Regions from separate parts of the Homo sapiens genome. Here region 1 is linked to region 2. A link is a loop called in an ENCODE intact Hi-C map of the cell type or tissue named here. Cell type or tissue: Caco-2. All regions are shown on one strand. Each heading gives the region's core, and the rest is flanking DNA. Links, peaks and the distances in the headings are about the cores only. Region 1 has its middle 120 kb from the start of DIRC3-AS1. Region 2 overlaps DIRC3 (disrupted in renal carcinoma 3).

Evidence for each region. A loop is a pair of places that touch in the nucleus more often than their neighbours do. Peaks named below come from ENCODE experiments on the same cell type or tissue, not always from the same donor. Only the 100,000 strongest peaks of a DNase experiment are listed, where the experiment ranks them.
Region 1: it touches region 2 in a loop (15-fold over the local background); 45 of 110 quality-filtered maps call a loop at or near these places.

Annotation. Positions count from the first base shown.
Region 1 is chr2:217,165,067-217,167,870 of GRCh38, reverse strand. No RefSeq gene overlaps it. Among named protein-coding and RNA genes, the nearest start is that of DIRC3-AS1, 120 kb to the left of the region's middle. In Caco-2, for the core only: a CTCF peak has its summit at 1,389 (motif pointing right); no DNase peak of the experiment used is centred there.
Region 2 is chr2:217,509,479-217,512,282 of GRCh38, reverse strand. All of the region lies in intron 2 of DIRC3 (disrupted in renal carcinoma 3), which reads left to right. Among named protein-coding and RNA genes, the nearest start is that of DIRC3-AS1, 230 kb to the right of the region's middle. RefSeq lists a silencer at 1,328-1,417. In Caco-2, for the core only: a CTCF peak has its summit at 1,354 (motif pointing right); a DNase peak (open chromatin) is centred at 1,322.

The DNA.
Region 1 (2,804 bases), core at 277-2,776, 340 kb after region 2:
CTAAGTTCTTATGTTTCATTAATAACCTCCTGAAATTCAGTCTTTGACTCTTTTTTTTTTGCTGTGCTATGAATGAATAACTGCTTTAATAAATATGTATGAACATACTCATCATATGTCATATAACCAGAATCAAGCAAATATGCATATTTTTCCAGTGTGTAATTGGCCATTATACACAATTAGACATCAATGTGAAAGGCTTGCTGAAAATGAAAAGCAGTTAAGTGACAAAATGTCAGGTTTTGAAGAAAATGTCAAAAGTCCTATTACAATCTAGAAAATCAAAACCAGATAGGTTATAAAAATGGGTTTGGGTAAACATACACCTGTATACACACACACACACACACACACACACACACACACACACACACACAATTTGATTTCCTAGAAATGGAGATGGTAGTTATGAACTTGCAATGTTCATATGGGAAAGTTTCATATTAAACATTAGAGAAGACTTTTTTAAACTTTTAGATTTGGGGGTACATGTGCAGGTTTGTTATATAGGTAAACTCATGTCATAGGGATTTGTTGTACAGATTATTTTGTCACCCAGGTACTATGCCTAGTACCCAACAGTTATTTTTTTCTGCTCCTTACGACTGCTTAGCTGTGGGACTTAATTGACTAGTCAAAGGAAGCTGTGCTTTTTCTTAAATACATTTGTAGACTAAAAATCTAAAACATCTTTATTAAAATCTTAGATTTTTAATAAAAATCAAAATCTTAGATTCTAAAAATCTAAGATTTTTATCAAAGATCAATTAGTCCATGGGAGAAACTTCTCTTTAAAATGTCTATTTCAAAAATTAATACATCCCTGCTAAACTGTTTCAGTGCAATGAGAAGTTTATTCCTAGACATGTTTCAGGGTTCTACAATTGCAGTCACTAAAAAGTTCTTCCTTATATCTAACCAATATCTACAACCTTAATGTGTGTCTCTCTGGAGCCATGTAGGATACTTGATTTGGTCACATTACAGATCTTCAAACTTTTGAGATCACTTGATATATTCCTTATAATTCTCTTGCCTTCAAATTAAACATATCAAATTATTTGAAATCATGTCATTGGAGAAATTGTTGAATGAATAAGTTTAAGAGTGAATGGAAAAACTGGGAGGTATCGCCAATTTGGCAAAGGAATTTCAATTAACATTTATTTGTCATATGCTATGTATCCACAGTATAGTAAGTTCTAAAGGTCTCTATTAAACTCCAGTACCCTGATCTCCACATTCCAAAGTGTTTTTCTTAGCTCAGAGTAGAACATGTCTCCCATCACTGACTGTGCTTTGCAGGAGGTGGGTAGTGTTACTAAGGGAGAGAAGGCAGGACGTAACTTCACAGTGGTCTTCTCAAACTCGTGATTCTACAAATAGCTCTAATTCTACAAAATAGCTCAAGACTCTTAGTTTGAAAGCCACAAGAGGGCACTAGACTACTACATGGACCTAGCTCTACTTAGGGCCCAAAGCACAGAGCAAGGGTCAGTATTGACATTAGTGATGGCCACATCAGTTGCATGTCCTACATCTGTGTCTGAAACACAGTATGCAATCATGGAGGATGTGCAAAGCTATTGGCTATGAAACATGTTCAAATGCTAAGCTTGAGTTATGCTAAATACAGTAGAATCCACATGCAATTTGAAAAAAAAAAAAAGTAAAAAGGAGTAAGGTCCACCCCCAAAGTTCTAAGAAAAGCAAGGTGGTTCTTTAAGCTGTGAGTTCTGAAAACAATATGGACAACATAGTGATAGTCAGGGGAACAGCAGGAGTTAGAAAAACAGGAGCCTTCCACTTCTACTTTTGGAAAGCCTGACATCTGACGAGGCTCATATTGGCCACAAGATTCCCTCCAGACCATGAGATTTACACTGGGCATCACCCAAGGTATTCATTCTCTCTGCTCCTGAAGTGCTCCGTACTTTACAAGGTTTCAGGAACACTAGTCTCAGGCTAATGAAAGCATACTTAAAAACTTCTCAAAAATACAGATTGAGTCTATGTAATCACCACACCATTTGAGAAAGGCAAAAATTTAGTCAATTAAGTTATATGTTAGTCTGAATAAAATCAACAAACAGATTATTTGGGTCAATGAAGAAGTATCTTACGCAATTCCAAAACAGCCAATCAAATTCACTCAGACAAATATGAATCAACACAAGGAAAAACAATCAGTCAAGAATGCTGCTTTGGATCATGAAAATCAAACCCTAAACTGAAGGCTTGAGTTTTTAACTTTTCAATAGTTATGTTTAATATTGTATAGAAGATGACTCCTTTGTTATCATAACTGTGCATGGGATATACTTTTTCCCTAAAGATGATAGACAGATAGAGAAATTGATAGACAGACAGACAGACAGAATAATTCAGATTGAGTGTCATATAAATGACTTACCTAATTGGTTAAACCAGAGGTTCTTGCTGCAGCAGGAAAGATAGGAGAAGGTCATTTTTCTGAGGCAAGGTTTAGCTCTTTGGAGACAATGAACACCTGGGTGGTTTCCTACAGAGCCAGTTGAAATCATTAAGAAAGATGGTCTTTTCTTTCTAGTTTCTTATTAATTTACCTACATTCTGAGTTCTGGATCCATGACCTGCATTTGTTTTTAAATTTTCTTTTTAAAAATAAAATATATATTATATATTCATGAGGTATAAAGTGATTCTCTCTCTCTCTCTCGATGGGATCTCACTATGTTGCCCAGGCTGAACTTTCATTTCTGGGCTCAAGCAATCCTCCTGCTTCAGCCTCCTGAGTAATTGGGAATACAGGAGTGCACCAC
Region 2 (2,804 bases), core at 95-2,594:
TATGGTGACCTTGAATATTTTCACATTTACCCTTGCAATTTCCCTGTTCCTTCCCTATTTTTATTTATTTAAAATTATGGTCTTCTCTAGGAATGGAGATGTTTTATGTTGTGGGGAGTGGTCTAGAGGCAGGACCCTGAGCCCAGAGGAGCATGGAGAAGAGGGGAGGAGGTAAGGGCAGTTGGCTTCTTTCTGAACTTGGTGAGGACTGTGTGTTCTAGAGGGAACATTTTGGCCTTGTGAAAAAATAAAACCCAACACAGACATGTGGCAGCTCCCAACTAAGCGCCCATCCCTTAGAGGGCTACCAATCGAATGAACAGAGACCCCAGTTCTCTTTGAAACAGCGAGAGAAACAAGTTTATATTTATTTACATGACACCAAGACTCAGTTAACACAGAACTTAATTTCTTTGTGATGCTGAGGCCTGAGTTGTAAGATGCAGGTTAATTTCTTTTGTGTGTATTCTATGGAGAAGAGAGTCATAATGCTAGAGGAACAGTCTAAAACACATGGAATATTACTGGAAAGACACTTACAGATAGCTTTCCATCAAGAGAGAAAACTGGCATCCAGAGAAGTTAAACGACTTGTCCAAGAGCGTATGGGGTGTTAGTAGGAAAACTGGCCTGGAAGCTGGGAGACCTGAGTCTAGTGAAGCTTTATTGGTAATCCTAAACTGTAGTTTATCTTATATTCAAAACAGCTTTAAGAATTTCCTGAGTCTATAACTTAACTTCCAGATTCCAGATTCTCCCTCTCTCTGTCTATATATACATATATGCACACACACAAATACATATACACACATACAATAAAACATACAATATACACACACAATATAACTGAGATAGAATACTCCAAACTTCAAATTACCTACAGATAAGGGAGTAAACTCCCAGGCTCAAGGTGGTCTCCAGAGCAAGTGCTGGAGCAAAGACTCAGCCTGAAGATTGTTTGGAAAAGGAGAACGGTGCCTGGGGGCATTAGTGTCCAAAACCACAGACAAAATAACCTCCAGAAAGAGAACTTCGCACCTGACTGAGAAATAGCTTGAACAACTCACAGGCCAGGTAGCCTGAGGGCGCTGCTTCAGGATGCGAATGAAAGGGAGGGTTTGACTGCCCATGGGGCTGGGCTGGCCTGTGGAAAGGGCACTATTTCTGGAGGAGAGGGGGCCGCTTGGCAGCAGGGCTTCAGAGGCGTCTGAGTGGAGGGGAAGAACGAAGAAAGAGTGTCCTACCAAGCAAAAGTGGATCTCAAAGCTCAGAAGGCACACCAACCCCTCCCCCACAAAAGCTGCTGTCAGTGAAGAAACTACACTTTCCCATGCCAACAGAAGAGGGTGCTCTTGAACTAAGAAACATGGTCAGTCATCAAACGCCATGACTGCGCCTATCTACAACTGTATATTTAAACATCTAAAAATGAATAGAAAATGGCAGACGACACTCATACAAGGCCAATAACTTAAAAAAAAAAAACAGGAATTAAAACATTCCAGCAGATGAAAATGCTTCTACCGAAATCAAATATGAGGTGGAAGAAAACTGTAACAGAACACCCACACTGAATTGAATATCCTAAAACAAGCATGTGAAGATAGAAAACAAAAACCTTAAATCAGAAGTTTTAAGCTTTATAAAAGAAATACGACCAAAAAACCCTATTATTTTGTGAAAAACCCTATTTTTCAGGAAAATGCGAAATAAGAATTGAGTGAACTCAGGAAAGATATGGAAGGAAAAGACAAAATCATCTTAAAAATAAAGGCCAAGTTATAAAGTACCCATGGAAAAAGAGATTTGACTGAAAATATGAAACAGTGAGGAAAGCCATGAAAAAAGGGAATAAAAATAAAATAAGGAACAAAGCAAAAGAGATCAGAGAGAAAATAATTGATAGAAGAAGGCCATTACAATAGAAAACCACTAGTATTTAAAACCACAGACTAAGAGAAATGTCTGAAATTAAAAGAAAACTTGAATCTGCATCTTTAAAGGCTCCTCAGTATCCCTGGGAAAATAAACCTGGAATGGTGAAGTCCAAGACATATACTAGGAAAATATTGTAATTTAAAGATAAAGAAAAAATTTTTCTAGATCTCCAGGCAAAAGTATCAAATCACTTACATAGGAAAGAAAATCGGACTTCTCATCTAAAGTAAAAGAATAACACAGTCACATCTTCAGGAAACTAAAGGAACTGTGGAATAGCTTTTATGTAGATGAGCTAAGCTTCAAGTATCAAGCGATTTTCTATGTGCAGAACCCCAGAGAACACTGCAATCACTATCCAACTTTAATGGTCCTACTATAGAAAAAACATCATTTAACCAAGATAGGACCTGGACCTGAAGAACTCTGGAAAATGGACTGTGTGAGCATTGAATATATTTCAATGTAAATCTGTAACTTAAACAAGGACAGAGTCATGGGGGGAAGAACAGTTCAACTGTTATATGTGGTGACAAAACTGAAGTGACCTATTGTTGCATAGACAATAGGTGGGAATGAAGAATATAATTTGAAGCAAATAAAACACTAAGTAGCAGAGTAAATGTGAGAAAAGAGACTAAGGGCATTATAATAGGTAGTGGCAAAAAGGTAAGCACTGCAACAAAGATATTAATCTTCCTAGATATCAAAAAATAAATATCACATGAAATAAACCACACTGAGAAAGAAAAATTATATACATAATTTTACACAGAATACAAGTTGAGACCATGTACATCAGTCATATTACTAAATTATATTTATTATATTATAATTTATTGATAAGCTTATTAATAAATTACATA